2 separate regions of the Homo sapiens genome follow, and region 1 is linked to region 2. A link is a loop called in an ENCODE intact Hi-C map of the cell type or tissue named here. Cell type or tissue: mammary epithelial cell. All regions are shown on one strand. Links, peaks and the distances in the headings refer to the core of each region. The heading gives the core; the rest is flanking DNA. Region 1 overlaps SLC7A14-AS1 (SLC7A14 antisense RNA 1). Region 2 holds the start of CLDN11 (claudin 11).

What was found. Hi-C counts contacts between places; a loop is a spot of excess contacts. Peaks named below come from ENCODE experiments on the same cell type or tissue, not always from the same donor. Only the 100,000 strongest peaks of a DNase experiment are listed, where the experiment ranks them.
Region 1: it touches region 2 in a loop (11-fold over the local background); 2 of 110 quality-filtered maps call a loop at or near these places.

The regions. Positions count from the first base shown.
Region 1 is chr3:170,717,643-170,733,863 of GRCh38, reverse strand. It overlaps SLC7A14-AS1 (SLC7A14 antisense RNA 1), which reads right to left. Exons shown (of 6, transcript NR_135556.1): 4 at 8,245-8,304; 5 at 4,169-4,508. It overlaps LOC124906302 (a long non-coding RNA gene), which reads left to right. Exons shown (of 3, transcript XR_007096159.1): 1 at 1-181. Among named protein-coding and RNA genes, the nearest start is that of SLC7A14, 140 kb to the right of the region's middle. RefSeq lists a silencer at 3,370-3,664. In mammary epithelial cell, for the core only: no CTCF peak of the experiment used is centred there; DNase peaks (open chromatin) are centred at 6,583, 7,093 and 7,593; H3K4me3 peaks cover 214 bases; H3K27ac peaks cover 2,500 bases.
Region 2 is chr3:170,406,982-170,423,202 of GRCh38, reverse strand. It overlaps CLDN11 (claudin 11), which reads right to left and starts at 4,335. Exons shown (of 3, transcript NM_005602.6): 1 at 3,911-4,335; 2 at 1-40. The coding sequence starts at 4,136. It overlaps MIR6828 (microRNA 6828), which reads right to left and starts at 100; the gene lies at 41-100. RefSeq lists an enhancer at 3,635-4,587. In mammary epithelial cell, for the core only: a CTCF peak has its summit at 8,905; a DNase peak (open chromatin) is centred at 8,872.

The sequences.
Region 1 (16,221 bases), core at 5,558-8,057, 310 kb before region 2:
TGGATGCTGGGCAGAGGGTCAGTTTTACTTTAGTAGAGCATCTTTTTGATGTGCTGGTAAAGACACGACATTTATCAAAGAATAATTTTCCCAAAAAGGGGCAAAATCATGACTCTCATAGAGATAAAATGAACATGTGCTAAAGATTTTATTCGACTCATTGATTAAGTGACTGAACCAGGTAAATATTATAACTGCTTAAAGGAGAAGTGAAAGAAGCAAAAATATATACTCCAGTTTTATGGCAGTATATATTTTTATATTATTTTATTGAATAAAGGAATATGAAAATGAATGTGAAAATGAATGCAAAACTGACTTTTTCTTGGAGTGAGGAAGAGGTTGTCCCTTCCTCGGACTTAATTTATTTACTTATCTATAAACAAGAATTATTTTGTGTTGCTATCAGTTATGTACAACTTATAGTCCGAAATAGTGCCCATGGAATTAGAAGTAGACAACCCCAGATAAGTGTGCTTTAGAAAAGGCACAGTTTTTTACTGAAGTATACATTTTTTTCCTTATACATTTAGACTAAATGCTCCTGGTGTGGAAACTCACTCACTAACTTCTCCCATGGGTGGCCTGGACTACCTCAGAGAAAGTGGATTACAATGAGCATCTTAAATATATAACAATCCAGGCTGAATTAATAATAATTTAGCTTCAGTAGTATACAAAAACTCTGCTCCTAATCAGCCCCATCCTCCTTATGTTGTTATTATCACATATTACATTTTTGTACAATGTGTCAAGAAGGAAACTTGGGTCTAATTGCAGTTTGCCTTCCAATTGCCACACAAATAACTCAAATTGGAACTTGACCCTATCTAATTTTCATGAAAGGGCATTAAACTGTGTCTCATGATGAGTTAAAAAAAAAAAAAAAAAAAGACAAGTCTGGATTTGGCAGTTGTAGAAAGATTTAGGAAGCCCATGACCTAGTTCCAGCTTTCTGGCCAAAGGGGTGTGTAATCTCTGAGCCTCACTTTTCTTATCTCCAAGATGGAGAAAGGGCAGACAGATAGCCTCAAAAGTTCCTTTTCATTCTCAGTTCCTGTGATTCTACTTATCATATCAATAGGATGTTTTCTGTTTTATATTACTGTGTGGGTTAATTTTATTTGTCAACTTGGCTGGGCCATGGTGCCCAGGTGTTTGGTCAAATATTGTTCTGGATGTTTCTGTGAATATAATTTTTGGATGATATTAACATTTAAATCAGTGGATTTTGAATAAATCAGATTACCATCCATAATGTGAGCGGGCCTTATTGAATTAATTGAAGGCCTTAACAGAACAAAGACTAACCTCTCCTGAGCAAGGAGGAATTCTGCCAGAAGACTGCCTTTGAACTTGAACCATAACTTTCCCGAGTCTCCAGCCCACTGGCTTAGCAAATCAGATTTTGGATTTGCCAACCCTCCACAGTACATAATGTGAGCCCGTTCCTTACAATGGATTACACACACATACACACACATGCATATTCTGTTGGTTCTGTTTCTCTGGAGAACCCTGACGAATACAATTGTTGTTTCAACAACAGAGAGTTGTTGAAAATAGATTCCTCTACGCTCTTCTGAAATCTGACAAAACCCATGATCTTCTGCCCATCTGAAGAGAAGAACAAAATTTTGCATATGATGTCTATTCAAAGGACCTTTCAGACTTCTTTGATAAAATCCAATATATTCATTGAGTAGGAAAAAGAAAAGAGCATTCTTGAAAGTGATAGCTTGATTCTCTGATCTATGACCTCTCATTTTTTGACACCAATTGAAGGGGACTGACCCAGAGGATCATGAGCCTATAATTTCCTTCCCAACTTCTCAGTGAAGTCTGGCATTCCTAGGAGCTAAAAAGGTAGGGTTATTAACCTTAGTTTTCACTACCATGATCCTTGATCTTTCTCTTATCCCATCTGAGACAGGATGGAGATTATTAAGTTTGAAAGCATCCATTTGACTTATAGATTTATTAAGGCCCAGGGGTAACCGGATGGGATGAAACTGAGGAAGCAGATTGGGAATCAAGTGGCCCATTCCATACTGGCAACACATCAAGATCATTTAAGTAATGATACTAAGTGCATCAATGATTTATTATGGAGCAAGAAATTTCCCAGCACTGCTCTTTTAAGTATAAGGCATGTCATGATGATATTGAGCTCCTGCAACGTGCTAGACTCTATTCAATATCATACAACATTCTTGTATCTGTTCTTATCTTTTTTTGTCTCTTTTTCTTGTTTAAACAAATACAATTAAAGGGATAGTAGAATCAAGTGGCTCACTAAAGACCACAAAGCTGGTAAGGAGCAGAGACAAAAATCTAAGCCAGATTTGCTGACTGTAAGGTTCCCTGTCTTTCCACTGCATCACAGCTCTGCTCCTGTGGCCTACCCTCTCTGCTCCCCTCCTACTGTGTGGCCATAAACAAGAGCTTCACACAGAATGCCAAATGAGAGATGATGCTGCAGGGAAAATGAAGGAAAAGAAACAGCACTTCTTAAAGCAGCTATCATTGGCAAGGGAAGCAGTGTTCCTGTGAAAACATGGTATCCAAAATGCTTTTATTGGTGGGAAGGTAGGAATCTCACACACAGACACACACACACAATGGGTAGGGTCTATATTGCAGAACCAAGAGGATAATCTTCACGACTGTTGTGACTGAAGAAGAGTGCTAACAGATTTCTCCACATGGTTTGCTGCATATGCCTGCTATAGAAAAGACTTATAATTTCACACTAAGGGTAAGCTTGATGGTGAATATGTACATTTTTAGTAATTCGATTGAGTTTATTAAACATGTATTATGGTCAAGACTCTGACCCCAAAGAGGCTGGAGAGGGGCCCCAGGAAAAGGAATCCCTAGTCTCTGCCCTTCATAGCTTTTTTTTTTTTTTTTTAAGATGGAGACTTGTTCTGTCGCCCAGGCTGGAATGCAGTGGTGCAATTTCAGCTTGCTGCAACCTCCAGCTCCTGGGTTTAAGCAATTCTCCTGTCTCAGCCTCCAGAGTAGCTGGGATTATGGGCCCCTGCCACAGTCACCACCCGGCTAATTGTTTTGTATTTTTAGTGATATGGGGTTTCACCATGTTCACCAGGCTGGTTTTGAACTCCTGACCTCAAGTGATCCACCCGCCTTGGCCTCCCAACCTTCAGTAGCTTTTTATCCAGACTTACCAATAAAGAACTTACCAAGGAAGTTACCAGACTGACCAAGTAAGATTGAATTAGAGCTGGATGTACAGCCAGTCTGCCCCATTTGCTCCAAAGGAGGAGTGCTTAATTTCAACTGGAGAGTTGGGAAAGGCTTTATAAAGTAGGCAGAATGTGAACTGGACCTTGCAGGCAGAGAGCCACTCTGTTTGGCAGAAAATGAAGGGAATTTCATTTCCAGCATAGGAAACAGACATGAAAGTGTGGCATCATGTGTTTAGGGAGAAAGGAGACCATTCAATGTGGCCAGAGCACAGACAAGATAAGGAATGGTGGGAGACGAGGCCAGCTGTGTTTTACGCTAAGATAAGGAGTGTGCTGTAGATTTTTATTATGCTTCCCAGTGCTTCACTTTTCCTTCCTGTGAGAGAATTACACATCTCCAGTCATTGCCATTGGACTGTTAGTGCCCACCATGAGAGGAGTACACATTTCTGCCCCACTGACATGGGACTCACTCATGTGACCTGTGAACAGATGCCTTCAGGCCACTCCCTGTTGACAACAGCTCTCTAGCTTTTTTCCCTTTGCCACCAGAATGGCTTATTCCATAGAGGAGCTGCTCCTCCAGCTGAGTTCTGGAATGAATGTTATCCATGGAGCAGCCCCACAGTTGACCCCACAATGACCTATAACTAACATGTAACGTGATAAAAAGTAAACCTTTGTTGTAAGTAACCGAAATTTTAGGGTTGTTTGTTGCCCCCAGCAAAGTTGACTAATAAATGTTTTTTACTTTATTATCAAAAGCAATGGATTTTGTAAAAAAAAAAAAAAAGAGAGAAGAAAAAAAAATTTTTTCCTTCTCTCCTTTCTGGCAGTCTCATGAATTTCAGTGCCGAACAAAACTTCATTTTAAATTTCCAACTGTGCTCAGATTCAATTGCTTTTTCCATATCAGGCATTCTGGAGGAATAGAATAACAATTAATTTATACTCACTTTTTGTAGCCACTGGATCAGATTCACCTGGAATTCATGTAAATCTAATAAATAGCACAGTGGGCGTCCAGTGCTTTGTAGCTGATGGCAGCAGATACATCACTTCCTTCCAATTGTTGAGGATATATAGCCAATTTGCCAGATAGGAATAAAGATTTCAATTTAAACACAAAGTTTATTTTTCAGAGATGGAATATTCCATTCAGGCTCAGCAAAGAAATAAGTAGACAGATGTTTCATGCTGAGGGGAACACCAGGGAAATGGCTTGGTCATGCTGGCCATGATGCTGAAAGCTCGTGCTGCCACCAATTTAAGTAAGTTCAAGGAGGCTTAACCTTCCTGGGGTTGATGAGAAAAAATTGAGAATACATTTTGTTATTATTTATATTATTTATGTATCACTGAGTTGAGCACTACCAAAGGTCACCATTCAGGTAGTATGGGAGGGAGCATGCCAGGTGGAGAGTACAGAGACTTAAATAGTATTAGGAATGGTGATGATAATGATGATAAGATATAAAAAGAGAAAGAAAATGGGCCTGGAGTCAGCTAAAACTCAATTACAAGAATGGCTTACAACTTACTAACTAAAGGTTTTATGGGAAAGCTGCTTTTAAAAAAATCTCTAAAACATAGTTTCCTCATTTCTCACATGGAAATAATAATACCTCTCTATTATAGTCATTATGAGGATAATATGAGATAATGAATGTAAAGTATTTGACATGTAGTAAGTGCTCAATAAATGTTGTTGGAGTTCTTTTTCTTCAGCTTTTTAACATCCTCCCTCACATGAATGCTTTTTCCTAACCCTGTTCAAAAGCCCATTCATCCTATAGTGCCTGGACTTACCAGCTCATCAAAGCCTTCTCTGACTCCAGTCTGTGATACTCTACCTTCTCTGAAACAGCAGTAATGGCCATAGGTGTTCATTATTTTGAATTCATTCACTCATTAATTCATTCATTCACCAAATATTTCCTGAGTACCTACTCTGTACCAGGCACTATTCAAGGTTCTGGAAATACAGCCGTGAACACAATATCCTTTCTCACCAAGCTTACGGTATAGTGAGGAGAGAGGGGAATAAACAAATAACAAGATGTAGCAAATCAAATAATGATTAAGTACGATGAAGAAAAATAAAATAGGGCAAGAAGAAAAGGGAGCGCCAGGGTGGGAGAGATAGGATTTCGTGTCAAGGCAGAGGGTCAAGAAAGGCCTCACTGAGGGGACACTGGAGTAGAAGGAGTGAGCCATGGGGAACCTGTGTGATAAAATCTCAGGGTAAAGGATCTAACCCATGCAAAGGCCCTGAGGCAAGCCTGACATGTTCTAGGAAGGACACCAGTGTGGCTGAGCAGAGTGAGCCAGAGAGGGAGTGGTGGGAGATGAAGACAGAAAGGTAGGATCCAGCAGGTGATGAAGAGGATTTTGATTTTTAAACTGAGAGAGTCAGGAAGCCATGGGAGGGTTTTGAGGAAAAAAGTCACATTATTTTACTTAGATTTTTAAAAAAAAAAAAAAAAGGTTCACTCCATCTGCTGGGTTGAAAATAGACTTCAGAGGAATAAGGAGAGAAGGAAAAACAAAGTTAAGGGATTTTTGCAATAAGAAGTGAGAGATAATGGCAGCTTAGAAGAGATAGTAGTAATGGAGGTGTTGGAAAGTGGTCAGAGTTTGGTTATATTTTGAAGAAGGAATTTCAAAAAAATTATCTGATGTGGTGCGACAAGAAAGAAAGGAGTCAAGGATGACTCCAAGGATTTTTGTCTGAACAACTGAGAAGATTCAGAAGATAGGAGTAGGAGGAGTTTTTGAGTAGGGGGAGAATCTTGTGTTCATTTTGGCATCTGTTGACTTTGAGATGTCTGTTAGATAGCCAAGTGGAGACTGAGTAGGCAGCCGGACATGAGTCTGGTCTTCAAGGGGCGAAATCTAGGCTTGAAATATGAATTCGGGGATGAAATAAGTAAATAAAATTTAAAGCTATGATCCTGGAGAAATCAGTGAAAGAGTGATTCCTGGGGCACTCCAGTGGGCAGGGCTTGGGAAGATAAGGAGGACAAGGAAAAGATACTGAGATGGAGCAACCAGTGAGGAGAAATGAGGGTGATGCCTCAGAAGCCAAGCAAAGAAAGCATTTGAAGAAGGAAGTAAGCAATGGTGTAAAATGCTGCCAATAAATTCAATAAGATAAAGACTGAGAATTGGCTATTGGATTTGATCATGTGGAGGTCACTGGAGATATTGATAAAAGCAGTTTTCAGGGAGCAATTTTGAGAGTGAAAGATTATAAGGAGAGGAATTGGAAGTAGTGGGCTTAAAAGTCTTGTTCAAGGAGATTTGCCGTAAAGGGAGCAGTAACTACAGGGAAAGTTGGGTCAAGGAAGGTTTTCTCTGTGAGACGGGTGGTGATTCAGCATGTTTCTATGCTGCTGGCAGTGACTCAATAGAAAAAGAAATATTCTTGAGCAGGAAAGAGAACAGATAATTGCTGGAAATAAGTTTGTGGATAGGAAAAAAGGATGGGATCAAGTGCACAGTGTAAAATTTGGCTTCAGATAGAAACCCAAACAGATCATCCACAACATCAGGAAAGAAGGCAGGACATAGATGGACAGACAGTCAGTTGGGAGAAGTGGGAGTTGGGAGAATAGGGAAGGTCTCTTTTGAGAGCTTCTATCTCCACCAACCCTACCCACACCCTCCTCCACCACCACCACAAGCCAGTGAATTAGGAAAAGGTAAAAAGTTGGAGGAGGTGCTGGAGATTTGAAGAGAGACAAGAAAAGGTACAGTGGTTATAGGAAAGTAGAGGATTGAATGGACTGATCAGGACAATGACGAAACCTTGCCAGCAGCTGTATGGGCCCACTGTGGTTATTAGTCATGAGTTTAAAATGAGATTTGTCAGTGTGGTTGTGGGGATTTTCTCCAGCCACAATCAGCTGTGGGGGTGCAGGGTGTAGAAGAGGAGGGAAACTGGATTTAACCAGGGTTTTACCAAGCAGACGTGATGAATGAAAGGAAGGAAAAGGTACTGGAGGGTGAATGAGTGAGCAGTTTTTAATAATGGACCATAGAATGTAAGCTGAGTCTAGAGGGAACTGAAGATTTTATGGGAGTGAGGGATGGTGAATGGATGGAGCATAGGTCCTAGTGAGGATGAAGAATTTTTGGAGTTGGAGTATCGAGGAATGGCATGGAAAGAAGAGATCAGTAGGTCTAAGAGTGGATGCATGAAATGACCAAGTCTGGGGTATAATTATCGGGTAAGTGACTGAGGCGAAGCAGAGGATAAGATCATTAATCATCATTACCTGGGTCTTATGTCCCCAGTAAGTACTTAGAGGAGAAGAACCATATCTTAAAAGTCTGTACCTTTCTCCTCAAGCATCTAGCACAGTGCAATGGGTTTCACAAGGGCTTTGTTAATTTTTGAGACAGAGTCTCCCTCTGTTGCCCAGGCTGGAGTGCCCTGGTGCAATCTTGGCTCACTTCAAGCTCCGCCTCCTGGGTTCATGCCATTCTCCTGCCTCAGCCTCCCAAGTAGCTGGGACTACAGCCACCCACCACTACACCCGGCTAATTTTTTTGTATGTATTTATTTATTTTTAATAGAGACAGGGTTTCACTGTGTTAACCAGGATGATCTCGATCTCCTGACCTCGTGATCAGCCCACCTCAGCCTCCCAAAGTGCTGGGATTACAGGCGTGAGCCACCGCGCCTGGCCTGGGCTTTGTTCATTTTTATAAGTTGATATTGAATGAAAAGTTTAACATCAACTTATAAACATTGAGGAATTTTAAAAATTGGGACAATGAGACTCAAATTTTCTACTACAAACTACTATTTTCTGCATCACCCCGTCACCCAAATTATTGCCAAGCTTTCGGGATCAACTAAAGGGGATTCCTGGCCTTACAGATATTAAAGTAATGATTTCAATTATTCAAAGCCAACCACAGAGTTCCATGGCAGGAGGTCATTTGTAACTTGTGAAAGCATGAACTTGGACTTCATGGCTTTAAGCCTTAGCTGGTGAGTAAGACTAGCCAATCAGCTACTTACCCTCTGTATCTCAGTGTGGCCATGTTATTTTACAGTTATTATCAGATCTGCAGACACTCTCTAAAGAGAAGAAAACATTATATGTAAAATTGCCTGAAAATCAAAGTGGTACTTTCATTAGGGCATCCATAGAGGGCTCTGCATAGAAACCTCAAAACGTAAAAACAACCAAATTTCACAACCGGTTTATTTAAATGGGCTCATTGCTTTAATCTGTATTTCAACATGTTGCTAAATACTCAGGCCAAAAAGTACTAAGCACTTGGAAGGGGTGGAGGTTGGGGGGAATTATCTTCAGCTCATTAGTGGCAAGCTCAGGGAAACAACAGAAAAAAATCTTTTGGGGTCATGGGCTGGGAGAATGAAAATAAACCAAGGTTTTTAAAATAAATAAATACTATCTTGTCAAATAAAACATACAGCCATAACTTGCAGGGGAGGAATAATTGGAAGGCTGAGGCTTATAGTAATCAATCAAACCTGATCACACAGCAGCTTTGGCAAGGAAGAGAAATAGGGGCTTTAGTTAATGTCTTGGCAAGAGCCTGCTTCCTTTCCACTTGACCTGGCCAGAGAGACAAGGTGTCCAGAGGTGTCAGACATAATGTTAGCTACCACCCCCACCCCCATGTGGTCCCTCGCAGTCCACAAATCTTGCTGACTGAGTTCTCATAACCATCCTATGTGGTAAGTATTAGTGTCTCATTTTGAGGATGTAAGTGGAGGCTGAGGGACCAGGCAATCTGCTTAAGAACATCCAGCTTGTATGTGGCAAAGTAGTGATTCAAACCACATCTTCTGGGTCCAGGCCAAGCTGTTTTCACACTCCAGCCAGCCCTGTGTCCATGAGTGTCTAACCTAAGGAGTATTTGTCCTAGTTTATTTAGGGTGCATTTCAATCAGGATTACCATTTGGGAGGGAAGCACATGCCAGCATGAGTTGCTCAGCCTAGCATTCAAGAGGACTGAGTCTTCCTTCATGATGTCTCATGTATGTTTCTTCCCCTTTTTCTTCTCACTGCCCTTCTTTACCTCATGCTGGGATATTGTGTCTAAGCTGAACATTCTGCCACTTTCACTTCTTTCCTCCAAACCAGTTCTTGTATTAATATAGACTAATTTTCCTAAGATACCAGCTTCATTACTTATTTTAAAATGTTTGCTGGCTGCTGTTCTCAGGATCAGGTATAAACTCCTTAGCTTGGTGTTCAACTCCTCTGCAATTTGGTCCCTAGTTATTTTGTAATTTTATGTCCCCCTTTCTGCCCTTTGACAGCCCAGAATGAGCATATTTCCCAATCCGAACCCTCATGTCCTGTGTTCACTTTGAATGCAGTGCCCTCGTCTCTCTTCTACACCTATATTTTCTACTTTTACTCTTTCAAAGCTAAGGTCCATTCTTACCACCTCATGGCCTTCCCCCAACATTTCAGCATATGGTGATTCTTCCAGGGCTAGTATGTTCTGTTTATCCCTCCAGGTCTGCTCTCCATCCTCTCCTCCCCGCTACCCAGGAAGCTGAGCAGCATCGACTGTCTCCCTCACTCCCCAAATACTGAACTCTCTCTCTGGTTTTCTACCACTCAACACCCACCTTTGTAAATAACTTTTTAAACAATTAAGCTCTCCTCAAATTACCCAATTTGAATCTGCCATCTGCTTCCTGCCAGGACTCTGACTGATATCTCTCCATTCCTCTGTATGTTCACAGGCCTTATTTATTGCTCTAAGTCTTCATGTACCATATCAAAGTCTGCTTTGAATTAATAGCTATTTTTCTCTGTGATTACATATTCCCAACCTGACTAAAGTTTCCTAAAGGCAAGGAATATGTATTACACTTTTATGTATGCTTCAATATTTTCCTCACCGCCTCCTACCCCAATAATACTTAGCACAATATACTAAGCAGTTAATAAGGACATTACAGGTCAATGTTCAAGGATAATGCTAAGAAGAGGGGGTGTGGGAATCAAACTAGAAAAACCTTCAAGTCTTCACCATTTTCTTTATTTCAAAAATGAATAAGGCTTAATTTTCTTATTTACTATTTGTAAAATGGGGATTAGGTACTTGCTCTTTCTACCTCACAGGAATGAAGAAAGAATTAAATCATGCAAAGCATGTAAAAGTAGTTTGCAAACTATAAAACATTGTGCTTTTTAAATGTAAATGATTATTACTTTTAGCAAGTTAATAGCTAACCAGCTATAAAGGCTAGTGTTTCAAATGATTGATGAGAGAGGCAAACTTCCAAAGGAATGAATGCACGATTAGGCCATGAAATTTGAAAAAGTAGTAAGGAAAACACTTGAAAGTTTAAAGAATTTTCAATGAACAAAGCATTTGGACATCTTCTATTATCTTGTGTTCCTATTTTAAAAACATTTAAATTGGTTAGAAAAAGCAGGCCAGTTTAAAGCCTTAACAAACACACACTTGAAAGCATCCAATTACAAGGATAATAGGTAATTGAGTGGTGGCGGGAATTGATGATTTACAAGTCTTGCTCAAAATTAAGCAAGTTCTTTTTTTGTGTTTTTTGTTTGTTTGTTTGAGACAGAGTCTCCCTCTGTCGCCCAGGCTGGAGTGCAGTGGCATGATTTCGGCTCACTGCAAGCTCTGCCTCCCAGGTTCACGCCATTCCCCTGCCTCAGCCCCGCCGAGTAGCTGGGACTACAGGAACCCGCCACCACGCCCGGCTAATTTTTTTGTATTTTTAGTAGAGGCGGGGTTTCTCTATGTTAGTCACGATGGTCTCGATCTCCTGACCTCGTGATCCACCTGCCTCCCAAAGTGCTGGGATTACAGGTGTGAGCCACCGCGCCCCGCCAAGCAAATTCTTATAATAACTCAAAGACATCTCCACTGGCCTCAGTTTACATACCTCCTGGCTAGTGGAAGACAGCTACATTGAATGCTACCAACTTTAAGGATCTGACAACAAACCTTCTGTACCTTAGAAATGGCTTCTAAAAGATCTGGAAAACAATTTTCCAGGAATTAAGGAAGCAACCAAAGTTATTGTAAAAGGTACACCTATTTTCCACAACATTGATGAAGAATTAAATAATCAATATAAAATACCTAGCTCAGTGCCTGATGCTGACATCATTCAGTGGGGGTAGCTCCCTTCTCCCTTATATTCAGATGCATATACATCATATATAATTATATTAAACATGCAGAGTTATAAATAAAAATTATACATAGGCTTAATTATAAATATATTGCATATGTTAAATGTATAGCAACATAATACAGATTGTGCTTTTGGAAACTTAACTGAGAACAAAATCTACATGCTTTTAATTATAGTAAATATGCCATGCATTAAGGAAAATTAACATTTCTCAAAATTCATATGCAAGAGAGTTGCTGCCTAAGACAATTTGCTGGAAAATGAATTGTGATCTGTACAGTGTCTTTGTGCTTGTTGTGAATTGCAGATATGGGAGTGTTCTGAGTATTTATTTTATGAACTTGTCCTAGGCATTATAATTACTTGTAAACTCAATCTCTATAGACCTTATAAAGAAGCTTTAAGAAAAAAGATCATTGAATCAGTTGACAAGAAATGAGAATTATAGATAACCAGCTAAAAGGTATCTTTATATTCTTGTAAACATCTCACGAATAATGGGAAATTGAGGAAGGCATCAGACTAAATCCATCTACAGGCTAGATTTGAGTGAATTAGGGTTTTTCAGGTTTCCTCCATCTCTTCTGCTTTTTCTTCCTGCTTTTCTTATTCCTCTGCTACTTTGTTTCTTAGGCTCTGCTTCCCTGCATTTGGGAACAGTTGCCAACCAGTAGAGCATTTCTGTTGGGCTGAGCTCTAGCACCAGGTCAGCACCAGCATAGACATGACTGACTTTTGGTTCAGGTGCTGCTCCAGGCTCTGCTCCAAGCAAATGTGGCCAGATATTTGGTATTATGTAATACCTGTGTCTGAGAAATTCTCAAAGTGGCCTGGAGACATGGTTAGCACCAGTGTAACTCACAGAATATAAGCACTCCAGGAAAATCATCTTTTTTAAAAATTATCTTTAATTTCACATTGCAGGTGCATATATCTATGGGGTACAAGAGATACTTTGATACAGGCATGCAATGCATAATAATCATGTCAGGGTAAATGGGCATCACCTCAAGCATATATCATTTGTAATACAAACAATCCAATGATACTCTTTTAGTTACTTTAAATAGAGATGGGGTCTCACTGTGTTGCCCGGACTGGTCTCAAACTCCTGAGTTCAAGCAATCCTCCTACTTTGGTCTCCCAAAGTGCTGGGATTACAGGTGTGAGCCACTGCACCTGGCAATACTCTTTTAGTTACTTGAAAATGTAAAATTAAACTGTTATTGATCGTAGTCACTATGTTGTGCTATCAAATATTAGGTCTTATTCATTCTTTCTAACTATATTTTTGTTTCCATTACCCATTCCGACTTCCCCTTCCCCTCACCCCGCCACTACTCTTCCCAGCCCCTGGTAACCATCATTCTATTCTCTGTTTCCATGAGTTCAATTTTTAAATTTTTAGCTCCCACAAATAAGTGAGAGCATGCAAATTTGTCTTTCTGTGCTTGGCTTATTTTACTTAACATAATGACCGCCAATTCCGTCCATGTTGTTACACGTGACAAGATCTCACTCATTTTTACAGCTGAATAGTACTCCATTGTTTATAAGTACCACATTTTCTTTAACTATTCATCTGTTGAGGGACACATAGGTTGCTTCCAAATCTTGGCTATTGTGAATAGTGCTGCAATAAACATAGGAGTGCACATATCTCTTTGATATATAGATTTCCTTTCTTCTGGGTATATACCTATCAGTGGGGTTGCTGGATTATATGGTAGCTCTATTTTTAGTTTTTTGAGGAACCTTCAAACTGTTCTCCATACTGGTTGTACTATTTACATTCCCACCAATTTCTCCAAATCCTCACCAGCATTTATTATTGCTTGTCTTTTGGATAAAAGCCATTTTAACTGTGGTGAGATGATATCTCATTGTAGTTTTGATTTGCATTTCTCTGATAATGATGTTGAGCACCTTTTCATATATCTGCTTTCCATTTGTATGTCTTCTTTTGAGAAATGTCTGTTCAGAACTTTGGCTCATTTTTTAACCAGATTATTAGATTTTTTCCTATAGAGTTGTTTGAGTTCCATATATATTGTGGTTATTAATCCCTTGCCAGATGGGTAGTTTGCAAATATCTTCTCCCCTTCTGTGGGTTGTCTCTTCACGTTGTTGTTTGCGTCCTTTGCTGTGCCGAAGCTCTTTAACTTGATGTGACCCCATTTGTCCATGTTTGCCTTGGTTGCCTGTGCTTGTGGGATATCGCTCAAGAAATCTTTGCCCAGTCCAATGTCTCAGAGAGTTTCCCTAATTTTTTCAGTTGTTCTATAGTCTCAGGTCTTAGATTTAAGTCTTTAATCCATTTTTATTTGACTTTTTATATGGAGAGAGGTAGGGGCCTAGTTTCATTCCTTTGTTTATGGATATCCAGTTTTCCCAAACCTATTTATTGAAGAGACTGTCCTTTCCTCAATGTATGTTCTTGGACCCTTTGTTGAACCCTTTGTTGAAAATGAGGTCACTGTAGGTGTGTGAATTTGTTTCTGGGTTCTCTATTCTGTTTCATTGGTCTATGTGTCTGTTTTTATGCCAGTGCCATGTTATTTTGGTTACTACAGCTCTGTAGTATAATTTTAAGTCAGGTAATGTGATTCCTCTAGTTATGCTATTTTTGCTCAGGAAAGCTTGGGCTATTCTGGGTGTTTTGTGGTTCCATATAAATTTTAGGATTGTTTTTTCTACTTCTGTTAAGAATGTCATTGGTATTTTCATAGGGATTTCACTGAATCTGTAGATTGCTTTGGGTAGTATGGACATTTTAACAATATTGATTCTTTCAATTCATGGACAAGGAATATCTTTCAATTTTTTTGTGTCCTCTTCAATTTCTTTCATCAATGTTTTCTAGTTTCCATTGTAGAGATCTTTCCAGGAAAATCATTTTGAGGTCACTTCTAAATCTAAGATTCTATGACTACCAATTCAGAATGAGATTCAATTAATATGTGTTGGATGACTATTGCATGCCAGCTGTTCCCACATATACAGTCTCATTTATTTCTTACAAAAAATACCACAGTACAGTTTTACCATAGTTTATTGACTCGGAGATGCCAGTAGTTATAAGCTGAATCATTATTTTATATGCCATTAAGACTGAAAAATATTCCCAATTAAATTTTGACACAATATTCTCTTATCACTTAGCTTTTTGTTGTGCTCATCTCAAAAGCACTCTCTTAAACTTATATAGACATAGCTTTTCATTACATATCATTTTGTGTGTACGCTGAAGGGAAAATACAGCAAAATAAATTAGTGAAGGTTTTCTGAAAACCTCTTCACTTTCAGAGTCTGACTCTTTTGAATTACTTTTCTGTTGAGTTGTCCAAAGATGCCCAGGTTCTTGCACTTGATATTGTCCTCTGGACCATCAAGTGCATTGGTGATTCTTCTGTTCTTTAAAGAAAATGTGGCATATATGCACCATGGAATACTATGCAGCCATGAAAAAGGATGAGTTCACGTCCTTTGCAGGGACATGGATGATGCTGGGAGATACATTTAATAAATAAAATTCATGCCATGTTCATAGATGGAATGCTAAATATTAAATATCCATTTTCCTGGAAAAAAAAAGGGGCTCCGCTATTGTCTCTGATAGTTTCTTTCATGCTGCTTATGCCTATTTTGCAAGTTTTGATGCTAGGACATTGTTTTTATCTTATTGTTGTGGAAAATTGTACACTCAAATTCCTCAAATTCTTCTTAAATGGTCAGAAGAGCTATAGGTCCAGTCATGCCTTCAGGAATAACAGTAAGTTCACACCTATGCAAGCAATAACAGCCATGTCACTACTGCCCTGTGACTATCCAAGACAGTAAGATGTTGCTAATTGCAAGATGTTAAAATGCCAAAAGCATATCTTAGAATCAACAATTTAGGTATTATTACCATAGATGAGGCTCAGGGACATTTTACCTGGTTCCCTGTGAAAGCGGTGGGAAGAGAATTAAGTTATTGAGTATCTACTTGTTTAAGTATCCCAGAAAGTTCATTTGTGTTATATCATTGAATGCTCAGGAAAACACTCTTTGAAATATGTGTTGCTTTACAGATGAGAAAGTTAAGATTAGAAGGTGAAATAATTTGCCCATAATCATAGATCATCAAATGGCAGAGCCAGAATTTAAACCCAGATCTGTCTTGTTCTCAGCTAGACCAGTCCATAAAGGTTGGAGTGGGATTAGAAGACTGGACAAGAAAGACAGCTAAGACTCAGAGAAAGCACTCTTTCACAGACCAGCACACTGCCAGTATTAAGGATACACATGAAAGAGTGGATGAAGTTCCTCGGTGTCTGAGGTTTGGTGGTTAATGGAATCAGCTTCCAGCCCACTGGCTCACTGCTTTTTATACCCTAGGCTAGAAATGGGGTCTCATCAGTTCTCAGAACTCTAGCACCCATCATATGGAGAAGTCACACTACACAAGTTAGTTATATTCTTCTCCATTCTGTTTCTTATCATTTCATCCAGCTTGCTGTAGATCTAACTATGACCTCCTGACTCAAATGACCTACTACTGAGCATAAAGCTTGTACTTTCTTTTTTGTTTGGTTTTTGTTGGTGTTGGCGTTGCTTTGTTTATTCGGTCCTAAAGTATTAAAAGGATGTCATTTTATAATGTGATCCCAAAGAAGTAACTTAAGTGAGCATTTTCTTTTCATTTTATTCAACATTTAGACAATAATGAACCAAGAAAATGTCTAGTATAAACCTGAAAAGAGCACAGCTGTTTTTGAGTGTTATACCTGAGGCTAAGATTTCTGCTGTGGGCAGAAGTGAATGGCTGGACATAAGATTTCATCATTACAGAT
Region 2 (16,221 bases), core at 7,402-9,901:
GAGGCAGCAATCATCAGGGCGCGGCAGGCCTGCACGTAGCCTGGGAACAAGAGAGCAGATGGGAAAGGTTAGACCACAGGGTTCTCTTGCTTCCTGAGCCCTGCCTTAGGGGAATTCAGCACCATCTCCCTTCCTCCTTCTTGGTGGATTCCAGGACTTAGAAGGTGCTAATGTTGTCCAAGGTCACTAAGCACTTTTTAACTTTTAAAACAACTCAGCAAGAAAAAAGGGGGCTGGAGAAACTAAATGGGGACCCCTGGTTTAGGCCACTTGGCCAAGCTTCCAGGATGGAGGGGCCAAGAGTCCATTTACATTATTACATCCCCCTGAGAAAGTTCAGATGAAAACTGAAATCTCCCAAGAATCATTCTGTGAGGGCCTCTATTGGTTCCAGTCTGCTATTGATAGCTCTACCTGTGTGACCTTGGGCAAGTTACTTAACCATGATGTCTTATTTTCCACATCTATAAAGTAACAACAGGCCAGGCATGGTGGCTCACACCTCTAATCCCAGCACTTTGGGAGGCCAAGGCAGGTGGATCTTCTGAGGTCAGGAGTTCAAGATCAGCCTGGCCAACAGGGCGAAACCCCATCTCTACTAAAAATACAAAAATTAGCCTGGTGTGGTGGTGTGAGCCTGTAGTCCCAGCTACTTGGGGAGGCTGAGGCAGCAGAATCGCTTGAACCTGAGAGGGGGAGGTTGCAGTGAGCTGAGATCGAGCCACTGCACTCCAGCCCAGGTGACAGAGCGAGACTCTTTCTCAAAATAAATAAATAAATAAACAAACAAAGTATTGATAATAATATAATAGTACCTACATCTCTGTAATAGAATTCTACTGAAGATTACATTAGTTAATTTATTTAGTGCTTAAAACAGTGCCTATACCAAATCCTCAAAAAAGGTTAGTTGTTATCATTGGTGTTCTTTGTCTGTCTCAGTGCAGCGCTTTCATCTTCAGGTGTCCTAGGTGATTTTCTCCTAACCATGTGCTTTCATTCACATTGGCTGTGGCCCTAACCCAGACTAAACTAAGACTCAGGCTTCCTCTCTTTGCTGTCTCCCCAGAGGCTGCTGTCCTCATGGATCCTGCCCCTAAATTGTTGGACCCCATCTCCTGCCTCACCCACAGTGCCCTGGGCATCCTTCCCCAACTGTCCATCATTGCTTAAAAGGCATCTCTCCAGCCCTCAGGGTTCCTGGAGGGCAGACACCTGCCTTGGTATTCACGGAGTTAACACAGTGCCCACAACAGATCATGGAAACAATTGCGAATCAAGGAATAAGAGAACTGAAAAATAGAAGAGTAGAGCAAAACTACATGAACTTTATCCTGTCAAGTAAAATGCCAAGTAAAAACTGTATTAAGAAACAGATTACAATATGTGTCACATTTATTTAGAATAAATCTGACAAGATACTGGGAGAATTTCACAGACAAATTTGTTTCACTTTCAAATGTAATGTTTCTCATTAAAACTCTCCCTCCTCTTAAAAAAGGTGGGGGGGGTCACATTTATTACCCTCCCTTTTTTGCTCAGAAGGAACTAGTACTAGTGGCCTGGGTGAGGCAGAGTTCATAGCAAAGCCAGGAATCTAGCCGACATCTGCCTCACACACCACGACCCTCACGTGCAAAAAGGCCTAACTTCAACGCTGTCTCTTAGCAAGGAACGTTTTGCCAGAATTCGGACTTCACAAGGGCCCTCTTCCAGCACTGCCCATCTCAGCTCCTTCAGAATTAAAGATAATCAGTCAAGTGTCTACTGACTTGAAGATCTCCAGAAAGGAGCTCCAGGAAGTCTGAGGCCCATCCCCTGACCCAGCCGTCCGCCTCTGCGGCTTGTAGAGAGCCAGTACTCACACAAAGCAGGCAGTCAACTGGCAATGCAGGTTCTGAAATCCATGGCACTGGCTGTCCACATGCTACAGTGCCAAGGCCATGTCCGGACACCAAAAGATAGGGACAGAGGACTGTTCCTGCCTCCACCCAAAGTATGAGGGAGGGGGAAGGCAGGAAGGACTAGCGCCGCCCCCCACCCCCCCCCCACCCCCAGAGTATGCACTCCCCTCTGGAGGACAGCCTTTGTTCTCTGAAAACAAACCACTTGGCACTGAATGCTCAGTAAAGTTAATTTCAGGAGAAGAAAACAAAGTTAATTTTATGCTTCAAAGATCCCTACAAATACCATGCCCAGCTTTTAATAAAATACTATAGGTACCATTCATGAAGCATCTACTATCTCAAAGGAGATTACATTTCTTATCTCATTTAATCCTCAAATAATCGTGAAAGATGGGTGGTTGATCTGATTTTAACTTTTAAAAGAAGACAACCGTGGTTCACTGAGGCTAGCAATTTGTCCCCCCTCACCCAGATTGTGAGTCCTGGATGCCGGAGGCTGGCCCGGGTCTGCCAACACCAGCATTAGCCAAAGCTGAGTCTAGATCTGCGTTCGTTGACCTCTGGCCTTCTGAAAGTTCAAAATGAAGGAAAGGATAGCGTAAGGCAAACCAGGCAAGCACTGCCCGCAGCTATTGTGTGCCAGAGGCCATGCCAGGTCCAGAAGAGGAAGCAAAGAGAATAACAGGACGCCATCTCTATCTTCAAGGAATTTAAAACGTAGTGGGAGAACTTCACTCACGAACAATCAACAAAAAACAAGATAAAATGTGCCTTTGTGAGGATAAGAGCCAAGTACTAGGCAGCAAGGAGAAAGGAGGGATTCAGATTCCGACTGCGAGGACCGGAAATAGGGCGTGCTTGGAGGAGGCTTAAGGGGCGAGCACAGTCTTATCTGACTGGCGGCTTCAGGGACAGGTTTCTCCCCATCTTGAGGAAACCGGGAAAATCCTTTAAGTGAGCACAATCCACGAAGGCTGGGGGACAGAAGCCCACCTTGTAGGGACATGCCTTGGGGGTAGAGCAGAGATTCCAGCAGAAAACCAAGGGGGTGCCCGCGACCTCGCCATTGCCCAACCCATTGGTTTAAATCTGAATTGAGGCTGTCGCCCAAAATGTTTCCACAGGACACATGTGAAAATGTGGCCCCTGGCCGGCGCTAGGCTGTCAATTTTTACCTCCCCTTCCCAATCTGAGACACGCTGGAGGGGTGGCGGCGAGCGACCCTCGGCGGCGCGCTCCGTATCTCCCCAGTGGAGTCCGCCCTCCGAGGAGCGCCCGCTCGTCCCTATCCAACCCAGCGGCGCGGAGCGGGAGCCGGCGTCACCGCAGCCCCGCAGTCTGACGCGCCCACAGCAGGGGCGGGGGTAGCGGGGGCAGCGGAGATGGCCCTGGGCACGTGCGGGAATCAACGTGACATTTCCCAAACCAGGCAGCCCAGAGAGCCCTGGACGTGAATTGCTCAGCGGCTGCGCGGACGGAGCTAGGAGGGCTCTAACCTGGCCGGGGGCGCTTCGCCCATCCCATGAGGACCGAGAAACTCAGCCTGAGCCGGTTCGATTCTCCTGTCAGCTTGTGTTACACGCTCCTTCTCACCTCTGCGGGCGGAACCTAACGCGAAGGCTCGGCGCCCCGGGGGAGGCCGGGCGGGAGCGGGAAGCACTTCGGGAAGCGGACGGTGGAAGGATGCGGGCTGGGACCGCAGTAATTAACACGGACTCAGTTCCTATTAGGTGTTCCGGTTTGTTCATTCTCAAAGGGACCCGGCCAGTGTTACCACCGGCCACATTGCCACTATTATCTCAAATTCCAGATAAGAATACTGCGGCCTAGAGAAGTTAAGTTCGGGGCTGCCTAATTCTTTTACAACAAGGTGGGACTAGGGATGTCAAAAACGTACCCAAAGGTCTTCAAGCCCCCAAAATGTCTCTGTGACGCCGTCTAATATCCCGCTCTCTACCCAGAGGATAAGGATTTGGGAGCCGCCGCCAAGCTCGGGTCCTTACCCGGCAGGATGAGGATGTCCACCAGGGGCTTGCAGTGGTACAGCCCCGTGGCCATGACGCAGTCGGCCCACAGCCCCTTGGAGCCCAGCTCATCCAGCTTGCGGCAGGTGGGGATGGTGTAGCCGCAGGTCACCACCCAGTCATTGGTGGAGGTGGTCACGATGACCCCGATCCAGCCCACGAAGCTCGTGACGAAGCCCACCACCTGCAGGCACGTGGCCACCATGGTGGCCGCCAGGATGTCCCCGTGCCTCGCCCCTCACGGCTGTGCCTGGGCCTGGGCTGGACAGTGCCTGCCCAGGTACGTCTCCCACGCTCGCGAGCCGCTGGAGGGCGACGGCCCGAGGCGGGACACTGGAGGTGGAGGTGGGCGCCGGAGGCTGCGAGCTCAGCGGCGAAGGGCGCACGGCGGGGACAGCAGCGCTGCTGGGCAGCGCGCCCCCGCCCCCTCTTTAAGCCCCGCGGCTCCGGCCGGCGAGCACCAATCGGCGGCAGCCCCGGGGCGCGCCGGCCAATCGCGGGGCGGGGCCGGGAGGGAAGCGTGAAGGGGAGCAGAGTAACCCCAGGGGGGCCATTGGGCCGCCCCACCCCGTCCGCAGCGCAGTCCGGCGATGCAAAGTAAAACAATTCCATCCAGGTCCAGAGAAACGGAGAGCGCAAAGAGGGCGTGCGTTTGTCGAGAGTTCTGTTTTCCTGCGACTGGTTTCTCTTCTTATAGCCCCTCTCTCATCTCAGTCTCTGGGTGTCCATTCCGCTCCGACCCTCCTCAGCTCCTCCCTGCTCGCTCCTTCTTCCCTGCTGCGAGCACTCCAAGGGCGCTCGGTACAGTCCCCCGACGACCCAGGATTGTGACAGACTGAAAAGTGCAGTAGGGACAAACGCGAGGCATTCAGTACACACAGTTACTAGAAGAAAGAAAACGATGCTTTTCAGTGGTTGAACATCATCAGCGGCAAACGTGGCCATAATAATCAACAATAGCAACTCACATTTATCGAGCTGTGTTATATATTATGCAGATGCATTTTACATGCATTAGCTCATTTAATCCTCATAACAGCCTTTGAGGTAGGAACAATTGTCAATGACACATACTAGGCCGGGAGTGGTGGCTCACACCTGTAATCCCAGAACTTTGGGAGGCCAAGGTGGGCGGATCACCTAAGGTCAGGAGTTCGAGACCAGCCTGACCAACATGGTGAAACTCCATCTCTACAGAAAATACAAAAATGAGCCGGGCATGGTGGCGCATGCCTGTAACCCCAGCTGCTTGGGAGGCTGAGGCAGGAGAATAACTTGAAGGAGGTTGCAGTGCGCCAAGATCGTGCCACTGCACTCCAGCCTGGGCAACTGAGTGAGACAACGTCTCAAAAGCAAACAACAACAACAACAACAAATTACACGCACTAGCCATAGAGAAACAGCACAAGAAGGTTGAGTTGCCCAAGTTCACGCAGCTAGGAAGGGGTAGATACCATGGGCCCATCTCATCCCTTTCACGAACTGTTTCTAGGAAACTGTCCTGATCAGTCTGAAAATTCCTAAGGGGTTCATGTGTCCCATTTTAGACGCATTAAAAGCTACAGCAGACTTCTCTGGCTCACTGTAAATAAATTAATATCTGTACCCCACTGAGAAAACTGCCTAGCCCAGAATGAGCGCTCTGATAGTGTAAAGCTATCATCATCACCATCAACATCATTAAGCCACCATGCATACAAATAGGCCGCATTATTTGCACCTTTTTATTCAGATAGGGAAGTCTTCCTTGAGCTGCATTTACATTCAACAGTTTTCACTCCCTTTGAAACATTTGGCTTATCTTATTATCTCCTTCTATCCATTCCCTTGGACCACTGCCTCCTCACCAATCATGAGACTTAAAGGTGTGAGGATTTCAGAAAGCACAAAAACTTCCTGCTCAGCGTTCTAAAATCTAAGATACTAACCATAAATCATAGGTACTGAGCTTTCCCAAAGCCAGCCCTAATGCTGGTTATCAGTGCAATCACCATGTCTTCTAGGAAAGCCTGGACTTGAGGAGACAATTACATTTCCCTGGAGACCCCAAGGAAATCAAGTGCACACACAGAAATGGCTCTTGTAATTGATAGCAGAGTGTCAAGTACAAGGGTCACAGTAATCACCCAGGAAGCACAGTGACTAAGAACACAGTCCAACTGCCCAAGTTCAAATCTTGGCTCCATCACTTTCTGGCTGTGAGACCAAGTTACTTTATCATTCTTGGCCTCCTTTTCTCATTTGTAAAATAAGGATGAAAACTGTACCTACCTCATAGACTTTTTTTTTTATTCTGTGAGCTATTAGGTTGGTGCAAAGTATTAAACATAACGGCAAAAACCACGATTACTTTTATACCAACCTAGTAATATATATGCAGAACTTAAAGTAACATTGGTACAAAGTAAGTATTCAGAAACCCCTGGCTAATGTGATGCTTCAGAACGTTGTTGTTGTTGTTGCCGTTGTTGTTGTTTTGAGACAAGATCTGTGTCACCCTGTCTACAGTTCAGTGGCGTGATCACAGCTCATTGTAGCCTTGAACCCCGGGACTCAAGTGATCCTCCCACCTCAGCCTCCTGAGTAGCTAGGACTACAGGCATGAGTCACTATGCCCAGCTAATCTTTCTTATTATTAGTAGAGAGAAGGTCTCACTATGTTGCCCAAGCTGGTCTTGAACTCCTGCGCTCAAGCAATTCACCTGCCTTGGCCTCCCAAAGTGCTGGGATTATAATAGGCATGAGCCAGCAGGCTTGGCCTGATTTTGCATTCTTATGTATCCTCCCTATATTCGTATGAGTTTGATTTGTGGAAACTATTCCATAGGAGTATGTTCTGAGTGAGCCATTGTGTTTGGGGGACGTTTCATCACCAGGGTCTATGGACTGAATGTTTTCAGATATTTCCTTATAACACTTTTTTAAAATGGCTTTTGTGCTAAATACAACATAAAACATAAAACCCAAGCAACATCAACTTCTTGTAAAAGCACTCATGGAATCTGCACTCTTATGCCTCCATTAGAATTTGACATTCGAACCATGAAACTTCAACCAATCAGAATATAATAATGCCCAGATCATCCACAGGTCACACACACATAGTGTTTGTAAAGCCAGATTTCAGAACTCAGGCACTAAATGGTAAAAAAAAAAAAAAAAAAAAAAAAAAATTGCCAAGTTGTTAAGATTGCTGTCTTGGACTGGGACCTCCTAGGTTCACATTCTGTCTTCACCACTTGAGCTGGCCCTTCACCTACGTGACTCTCAGGTTCTTCATGTACAAAGTGAGATAGTAAATGCCCCCTTAGGGCATGGTGAGGATCAAGTGAGATAATTTATATGAAGTACTCAGCATAGTGCCCAGCACTGCTGGACACTCATTCACATTAGACACTGTTAGAATGATTTATAGGAAGCGTAGATTAATTGGAAGTGGGAGTTCCCTTTGGTAGAGATACAAGCTAAATAATTAGGGTATTATTATTATCCAATGAAAGCAATTGTAAAGCCAGTGTCTAATCCATTCCAGCATAGATGTACAAAAGGCCACTTGAGGAGGCCACAAGATGTAACCTGTTTGAATTCATTAGCCCAAGGTAAAGAGAGGGCTTGTCCCTTCAAAAGGAAGGCAGGAAGCCATGGAAGCAAAGAGAACTGGGGGCCAAGAGGCAGAGAGACGCAATGGGAATCCTTGACTATTTTCAGAGTCTGTGGCTCACAGACTCTGAGGATGCGGTGCCATTAGCAAGGCTCTGTAGGGTGGGGAAGTCCCTCAAGCTATCTTAGCTGAGACTTTTGCTAAAATCATCCACATTGCGGCCAGGCACAGTGGCTCACCCCTGTAATCCCATCACTTTGGGAGACCAAGGCGGGTGGATAACGAGGTCAGGAGTTCGAGACCAGTCTGGCCAACATGGTGAAACCCCGTCTCGGGGTTTCAAAATTATACAAAAATTAGCTGGGCGTGGTGGCAGGTGCCTGTAATCCCAGCTACTCAAGAGGCTGAGGCAGGAGAATCTCTTGAACCTGGGAGGCGGAGGTTGCAGTGAGCCGAGATCGTGCCATTGCACTCCAGCCTGGGTGACAAGAGCAAGACTCCATATCAAATATATATATATATATATATATACAAAATTAGCCAGGCATGGTGGCACATGCCTGTAATCCCAGCTACTCAGGAGGCTGAGGCAGGAGAATCGCTTGAACCCGGGAGGCGGAGGTTGCAGTGAGCCGAGATCATGCCATTGCACTCCAGCCTGGGCAACAAGAGCAAACTCTGTCTCAAAAAAAAAAAAAATATCATCCACATTGCTTGGCTGTGGCTCTCCTCCCAAACCCTCTTTGTGATTAAGACCTGACTTCCCATGCAGCACAACTTACTAAACTGATATTCTGGGTCTGTCACAGTCTCAGGTACCCTTTAGTTGTAAGAGTCAGTCTCTCAAGGTCTAATCACCCTCAGATAAACGTCAATCGTTGGTCCCCAGACCATCCAGACAAAGGTCTTCTCAGTTAATTTTTTCTCAGCAAACTCTGCCATGCCATCTTTTCACATTTCCACAGTACATATCAGAACTAGGAAGGTAGAGCTGAGACCTGATTTCAGGTCTTCTAACCCTAAGTCCAATGTTTTTTTCCATTATAAAAAAAAATATAAGATGAGTCATATGCTCTGTGGCTTGAGCGTAAGTTCGTTCCTTCATCTTACTCTTATTCAAAGGTATTTGAAGGGGAGGATTAGGGGATTAGGGCCAGTAAGGCCCTAAAACCCAGATGTGAACTAAACAAAGGAAAAGGCCTGGTTAACTGTTCTTCTACCATTTACACCCAAAAATAGTCAATCAAACTAAAATGCTATTCAGATACAGCACGAATGCATACCACAAAGCAGATGTGACTGCTGGCAAGCATCAAAACCCCACATTGAGAGCAAAGTTTGGGCCAACGAGTAGGCTCTTAGCGCCTGCTAGTGGTTATCTTTTATCATTGCATGGCTGGTAAAAAACTGAAGGGAGCTGTAACTTGTAGAGAAACATGATTAACCTCAGCTTTGCACATTCCAAATGAGGGATAATTAAACCCAACTGGAATGTGCATTTCTCTGTGGAAGTTTTCTTCATATATTTTAAAAAGATGATTCACCTCTTTAGAAAACCAAACATGAAAACACAGGACATATATGAAATTACTTAAGCAAGATTACTCAATTAAAAAATCAAGTACTTCTACTAGGCCCTTATTTACTTATTTATTTATTTTGTTAGAGACAGAGTCTTGCTGTCCCCCTGGAGGCTGAAGTGTGGCGGCACAAACATAGCTCACTGTAACCTCGAACTCTGGGCCCAAGTGATTCTCCCACCTCAGCCTCCTGAATAGCTAGGACTATAGGTGCACACCACCACACCTGGCTAATTTTTTTATTGTTGTATTTTTTATAGAGATGGGGGAGGGGTCTCTGTATTGCCCAGGCTGGTCTCAAACTCTTGGCCTCAAAAGATACCCCCATCTCAGCTCCCCATCACATCCGGCCTGGGGACCTCTTTTTAAGGGATAAATTCCTCTGGTGGATTTTAAATATTTGATGATACACACATACACACATTTTTAGAAATACTGTAGAACAAATTCATAGCATAAAAAGAATATCAAACATAGGCTTTAAAAATGAAATGACCTGTAAGTTTCAGGATTTTGTCTATTTTGTTCATCACCGAAACTGTTGAATGTGGCACAGTACGTGGCATACACAAAGGCACTCAATACATACCTGTTGAATGGAGCTGACTGAAGGGTTGAAAGGGAGAGATTGAATTTGCAAGCCTACAAGTTCCACTAGGATGAGAACCTGAAGACACCATGCAGAAGAAATCAGGAGGTGGTGATTGGAGCTGGTCTAGGGAGTGGGCAAGAGGCAGAGTACAGCTCTTTGTGGTCTCGGGTACCCACCTGCCGCCCACAGGAAAGTGAAGCCTTCAGCAGTAGAAGGGATGTGTACTGCTCAGGTCTCAAACAGAAAAGTCTCTAATTACCTAGACACGCTGGCCTCAATGCATATACTTCCAGCAGAGAAGAGTGGCACCTTCACAATTCACTTCCACCTGGAGATTCAAATTCAGCTACGAGAGGGGAAAAAATTCCTTTTCAGGAAATTTCTCCAACAATCACTGTGGAAAACACACCAGGTTCTCTAGAACAGACAACAGGGCTCCAGGTGCTCCCCCATATCTTGCCCTTTCTTCACAGTGCAACTAGAATATCATTCCTTCAGAAGCCATTTCATCCCAAATTTCCCTTCCTTCAGCTTGTAGATAGAGTAAAATAATGAAAAACTTGTACCTGGAGTTTTAGGCTTGAATCCTCTCAGAGTGTTTTCTCTCTTCAAGTAGCAATTCTATTCATCCACTTCTCTGCCAAGAGTCTCAGACTGCATTAAATGATATCCTGTCTAATTCAACCTATGAGATCATAGTTCCTGAAGAAGAGCAAAAGTCCTTATTTTTAGCCCAAATTCAACTAGCGATTACATTTTCAGAAAACATAGTAGTAATAGAGTATATAAGTGCTGAAGTGAAAAATAAGGAAATAATCTAACTAAAAAGCCACATCTTTAAATTCTCTATCTTAATAATTAAGGGGCAGGGCACGGTGGCTCACGCCTGTAATCCTAGCACTTTGGGAGGCCAAGGCAGGCAGGTCACCTGAGGTCAGGAGTTCGAGACCAGCCTGGCCAACATGGTGAAACCCTGTCTCTACTAAAAATACAAAAAATAGCTCAGTGTGATGGTGGGTGCCTGTAATCCCAGCTACTTGGGAGGCTGAGGCACCAGAATCATTTGAATCCAGGAGGCAGAGGTTGCAGTGAGCTAAGATCACGCCACTGCACTCCACCCTGGGCAACAGAGTGAGACTCTGGCTCCCAATAATAATAATAATAATAAAGAACAGGTGTTTGTCGGCCAGGCGCAGTGGTTCACACCTGTAATCCTAGCACTTTGGGAGGCTGAGGCGGGCGAATCATGAGGTCAGGAGTTCAAGACCAGCCTGGCCAACATGGTGAAACCCTGTCTCTACTAAAAATACAAAAAAATAGCTGGGCGTAGTGGGGAGCGCCTGTAAACCCAGCTACTCAGGAAGCTGAGGCAGGAGAATCACTTGAATCCGGGAGGCGGAGGTTGCAGTGAGCTGAGATCGCGCCACTGCATTCCGGCCCAGGTGACAGAGTAAAACTCTGTCTCAAAAAAAAAAAAAAAAAAAAAAAAAAAGAACAGGTGTTTGCATTTAGCTACCTAGGACATGGAAACACAGAGCAATTTGTTGACTTTTAAGTCTTTTACTGAAAACATGAATAATAAAATGATCAAAACAATCATGTGTCCTCTTATTATTCATTCAATATATAATAAAAAATCACCAATCATGTTATCAATGCTACACTGTTCCATAAAAAACTGTCTACAAGAGAAGCCTGTGTCTCAATGACACCAATTGTTTTCTTTTTGTTTCTTATGTAAATAAAGATTCTATTTTATTAAATTATCCTGAATGAGGACATTGTTGGGCACCAAGATCCAAAGCAGACAACAGAGTAGAGTAGTAAGGGGAATAGGGTGGAATCCTGGCTCCATCACTAACTAGTTGTGTGATCTCGAGCAGGCTGTTTAACTTTTTTGTTTAGTAACTGCATTTAATAACTAATATTCTATTTCCTCACCAGAAAAATTGTGTTAACAACGGTAACTGGCTGGGCACAGTAGCTCATGTCTGTAATCCCAGCGCTTTGGGAGGCTGAGACAGGAAGATTGCTTGATGCCAGGAGTTTCAGACCAGCCTCAGCAATCTGTCTCTACAAAAATAAAAATAGCTACTAATAGTCCTTGCTACTGAGGAGGCTAAGGCAGAAGGATCACTTGAGCCCACAAGTTGGAGGTTACAACGTGCTGTGATCGCATCACTGCGCCCCATGCTGGACAACAGATGGAGACTCTGTCTCAAAACAAAAAACAACAGTAACTATTTCATAATAGCTGTTCGAATGTTAGAATTAAATGTGTTCCTAAATGTACAATTATTGGAGTAGTGTCTAATACATAGTAAGTACTCAATAACTATTGGCTTCTATACCAAAAAATAATCAGTTGGTTGTAAACCTGTTTGTTTGTTTTGTGACAGGGTCTCCTTCTGTAGCCCAGGCTGGAGTGCAGTGGCGGGCTATCACAGCTCACTGCAGCCTTGACACTCCCTGCCCACCAAGCTCAAGTGATCCTCCCACCTCATCCTCTTGAGCAGCTATGGCCATATGTGCCCACAACCATGGCCGGCTAATTTTTTTATCATTTGTAGAGACAGGGTCTTACTATGTGGTCTCGAACTCCTGGCTTCAACTGATCTGTAAACACAATCTTAACCTTCATATTACAGAGCAGTGAAACTCAAAATGTTTCAAAATCTGGTAACATATGAATAAGAATTTGAAAGGAAAGAAAATGTGATCTCACCTACAAGTACAGCATATGGCCCTTTAAACAGCTAAAATAATTCTAGCCATCCCTTCTCTTCGCTGTCAAGATTTAACAACTGCATACAATTCCTTTTTCATTCTGATGATGGTATTTTTGCAGAAATTAGCTTGGCCACTGGAGGGCTCTTGCAGTCTCTCATTAGTTCTAGATAAATGATTTGATAAAAATTAACTTTACTGACAGACAAAGGATGAAGTTTACAAAATACCAATAGCACGGCTGACATGCCCCATTTCAAAAACAATTTGCAATATATAGCAAAAGGATTTAAAATATGTACATTCTTTGATCCAGCTTCTAAAAATGTATCTAATAAACTAATTATAAAGTATTCAATTGTTTTTATTTACATTTCAATTAACTGTTCAATTTAGAAGTAAATTATATGTTATAAAATATGAATCTTGGCCATGCACTGTGGCTCATACCTGTAATTCCAGTACTTTGGGAGGCCGAGGCAGGCAGATCACTTGAGGCCAGGAGTTCAAGACCAGCCTAGGCAACGTAGAGAAACCGTGTCTACTAAAAATACAAAAATTAGCTGGGTGTGGTAGCGTGGGCCTGTAGCCCCAGATAGTCCAGAGACTGAGGCAGAGAATCGCTTGAACCCAGGAGGCGGAGGTTGCAGTGAGCAGAGATCGCACCACTGCACTCCAGCCTGGGCAAGAGAGCAAGATCATGTCTCAAAAAAAATAAATAAAATAAAACATGAATTTGAAAATACAAATTGCTAAATGTACTTCCAAAATATCTGTACAGTTGGAGATTGGTTTTTAAAATATATATAAATATATTTGAAAAATATACACCGAAATGTTAACAACTTTTTTGGGTAGTGAGATTGAGAGTTCTTCCTCTCTTTTGTTCTTTAGGCATTTTCCAGTTCTCCATAATGAACGTGAATTCTTTTGATCATGAGTAAAAAAAAGTTTTAAATTTTAAAATTTAAAATATTTTAAGTATTTTTAAATATTCAGTATTATATAAGGATCTATAAAGAGTACAGGCATACCTCAGAGATAATGTGGGTTCAGTTCCAGATCACCACAATAAAGCAAATATCACAGCAAGGCAAGTCATGCAAATTATTTGGCTTCCCAGTACATGCAAAAGTTATGTTTACGCTATACTGTAATCTATTAAGTGTAGAATAGCAGTAAGACTTTTAAAAATGTACATACCAGCCAGGCACGGTGGCTCATGCCTGTAATCCCAGCACTTTGGGAGGCCGAGGCAGGCCTATCACAATGTCAGGAGTTCAAGACCAGCCTGGCCAATATGGTGAAACTCTGTCTCTGCTAAAAATATGAAAATTAGCTGGGCGTGGTGGCACACGCCTGTAGTCCCAGCTGCTTAGGAGGCTGAGGCAGGAGAATTGCTTGAACCCGGGAGGTGGAGCTTGCAGTGAGCAGAGATCGTGACACTGCACTCCAGCCTGAGTGACAGAGCGAGACTCCATCTCAAAAAAAAAGAAAAGAAAAGAAAGAGGAAGAAAAATGTATATTCCTTAATTTTAAAATACTTTATTGCTTAAAAAAATGCTAATAATGATATGAACCTTCAGCAAGTCAGAATCTTTTTGGTGGTGCAGGGTCTTGCCTCTATGTTGATGTCTGCTGACTGATAAGGGTGGTGGTTGCTGAAGGTTGAGGTGGCTGTGGCAATTTCTTTTTTTCTTTCTTTTTTTTTTTTTTTTTGAGACGGAGTTACACTCTTGTTGCCCAGGCTGGAGTGCAGTGGTGCCATCTTGGCTCACCACAACCTCCGCCTCCTGGGTTCAAGCAATTCTCCTGCCTCAGCCTCCCAAGTAGCTGGGATTACAGGCATGCACCACCACGCATGGCTAATTTTGTATTTTTAGAGGAGACGGGGTTTCTCCATGTTGGTCAGGCTGGTCTCAAACTCCCGACCTCAGGTGATTTGCCTGCCTTGGCCTCCCAAAGTGTTGGGATTACGGGCGTGAGCCACTGCAACCAGCCGGCAATTTCTTAAAATAAGAAAACAATGCCTGTAATCCCAGCACTTTAGGAGGCCAAGGCAGGCTGATCACCTGAGGTTGGGAGTTCGAGACTAGCCTGGCCAACATGGCAAAACCCTGTCTCTACTAAAAATACAAGAATTAGCCAGCGTGGTGGTGGGTGCCTGTAATCCCAGCTACTCGAGAGGCTGAGGCAAGAGGGGAATCACTTAAGCCTGGGAGGTGGAGGTTGCAGTAAGCCAAGATTGTACCACTGCACTCCAACCTGGATGACAAAGTGAGACTCTATCTCAAAAAAAAAAAAAAATTTCTCTGTAGCATGCGGTGCTATTTGATAGCATTTTACCTACAGTAAAACTTCTTTCAATGATATTCCCAGCATCTTCACCAGGAGTATATTCCATCTCAAGAAACCACTTTCTTTGTTCATCCATAAGAAGCAACTCTGCATCTGTCCAAATTTTATCCTGTGATTGCAGCAATTCAGTCACATCTAATTCTAGTTCTTTTACTATTTTCACCACATCTGTGGTGACTACCTCCACTAAGGTTTTGAATCCCTCAAAGTCATGCAGGAGGGTTGGACTCTACTTCTTAACTTGTAAGTGTTGATATTTTGACCTCCTCCCATGAATCATGGGTGTTCTTAACGTCATCTAAAATGATGAATCCTTTCCAGAGGTTTTGTGTTTATTTTGCCCAGATCCAACAGAGGAATCACTATCTATAGCAGCTATAACCTTACGAAATCTTTTTCTTAAATAATAAAACTTGAGGCCAGGCGCGGTGGCTCATGCCTGTAATCCCAGCACTTTGGGAGGCCAAGGCAGGTGGATCACGAGGTCAGGTGTTCAAGACCAGCCTGACCAATATGGTGAAACCCTGTCTCCACTAAAAATACAAAAATTAGCTGGGCGTGGTGGTACATGCCTATAATCCCAGATACTCAGGAGACTGAAGCAGAATAATTGCTTGAATCTGGGAGGCATAGGTTGCAGTGAGCCGAGATCACGCCACTGCACTCCAGCCTGGGTGACAGAGCGAGATGCCACCTCAAAAAATAATAATAATAAAACTTGAAAATCAGAATGACTCCTTGATTCATGGACTTCAGAATGTATGTTGTGTAAGCAGGCATGAAAACAACATTAATCTCCTTGTACATCTCCATCAGAGCTCTTGGGTGACCAGATACATTGTCAATGAGTAGTGATATTTTGAAAGAAACATTGTTTTCTGAGCAGTAAGTCTCAACACTGGGCCTAAAATATTTTGTAAATCATGCTGTAAACAGATGTGCTGTCATCCAGGCTTTGTTGTAGCATTATAGAGCACAGGCACAGTAGATTTAGCATAGTTCTCAAGGATCCCGGGATTTTCAGAATGGTAAATAAGCATTGACTTCAACATAAAGTCAGCAGCTGCATTCGCCCCTAAAGGGAGTCAGGCTCTCTTTTGAAGCTTTGAAACCAGGCATTGACTTCTCTCTAGCAATAAAAGTCCTAGATGGCATCTTCTTCTTCAGATAAGATAAGGTTGTTTCATCTATATTGAAAATCGGTTGTTTGGTATAGTCAACTTTATCAATGATCATAGCTGGATCTTCTGGATAACTTGCTGCAGTTTCTGCATAGGTACTTACTGTTTCACCTTGCACTTTTATATTATGGAGATGGATTCTTTCCTTAAACCTTTGTGTGTTCACTAGAGTTGTACTTTTAATTTCCTTCAAAAACTTTTCGTTTGCATTCACAGCTTGGCTAACTGTTTGGCACAAGAGGCCCAGCTTT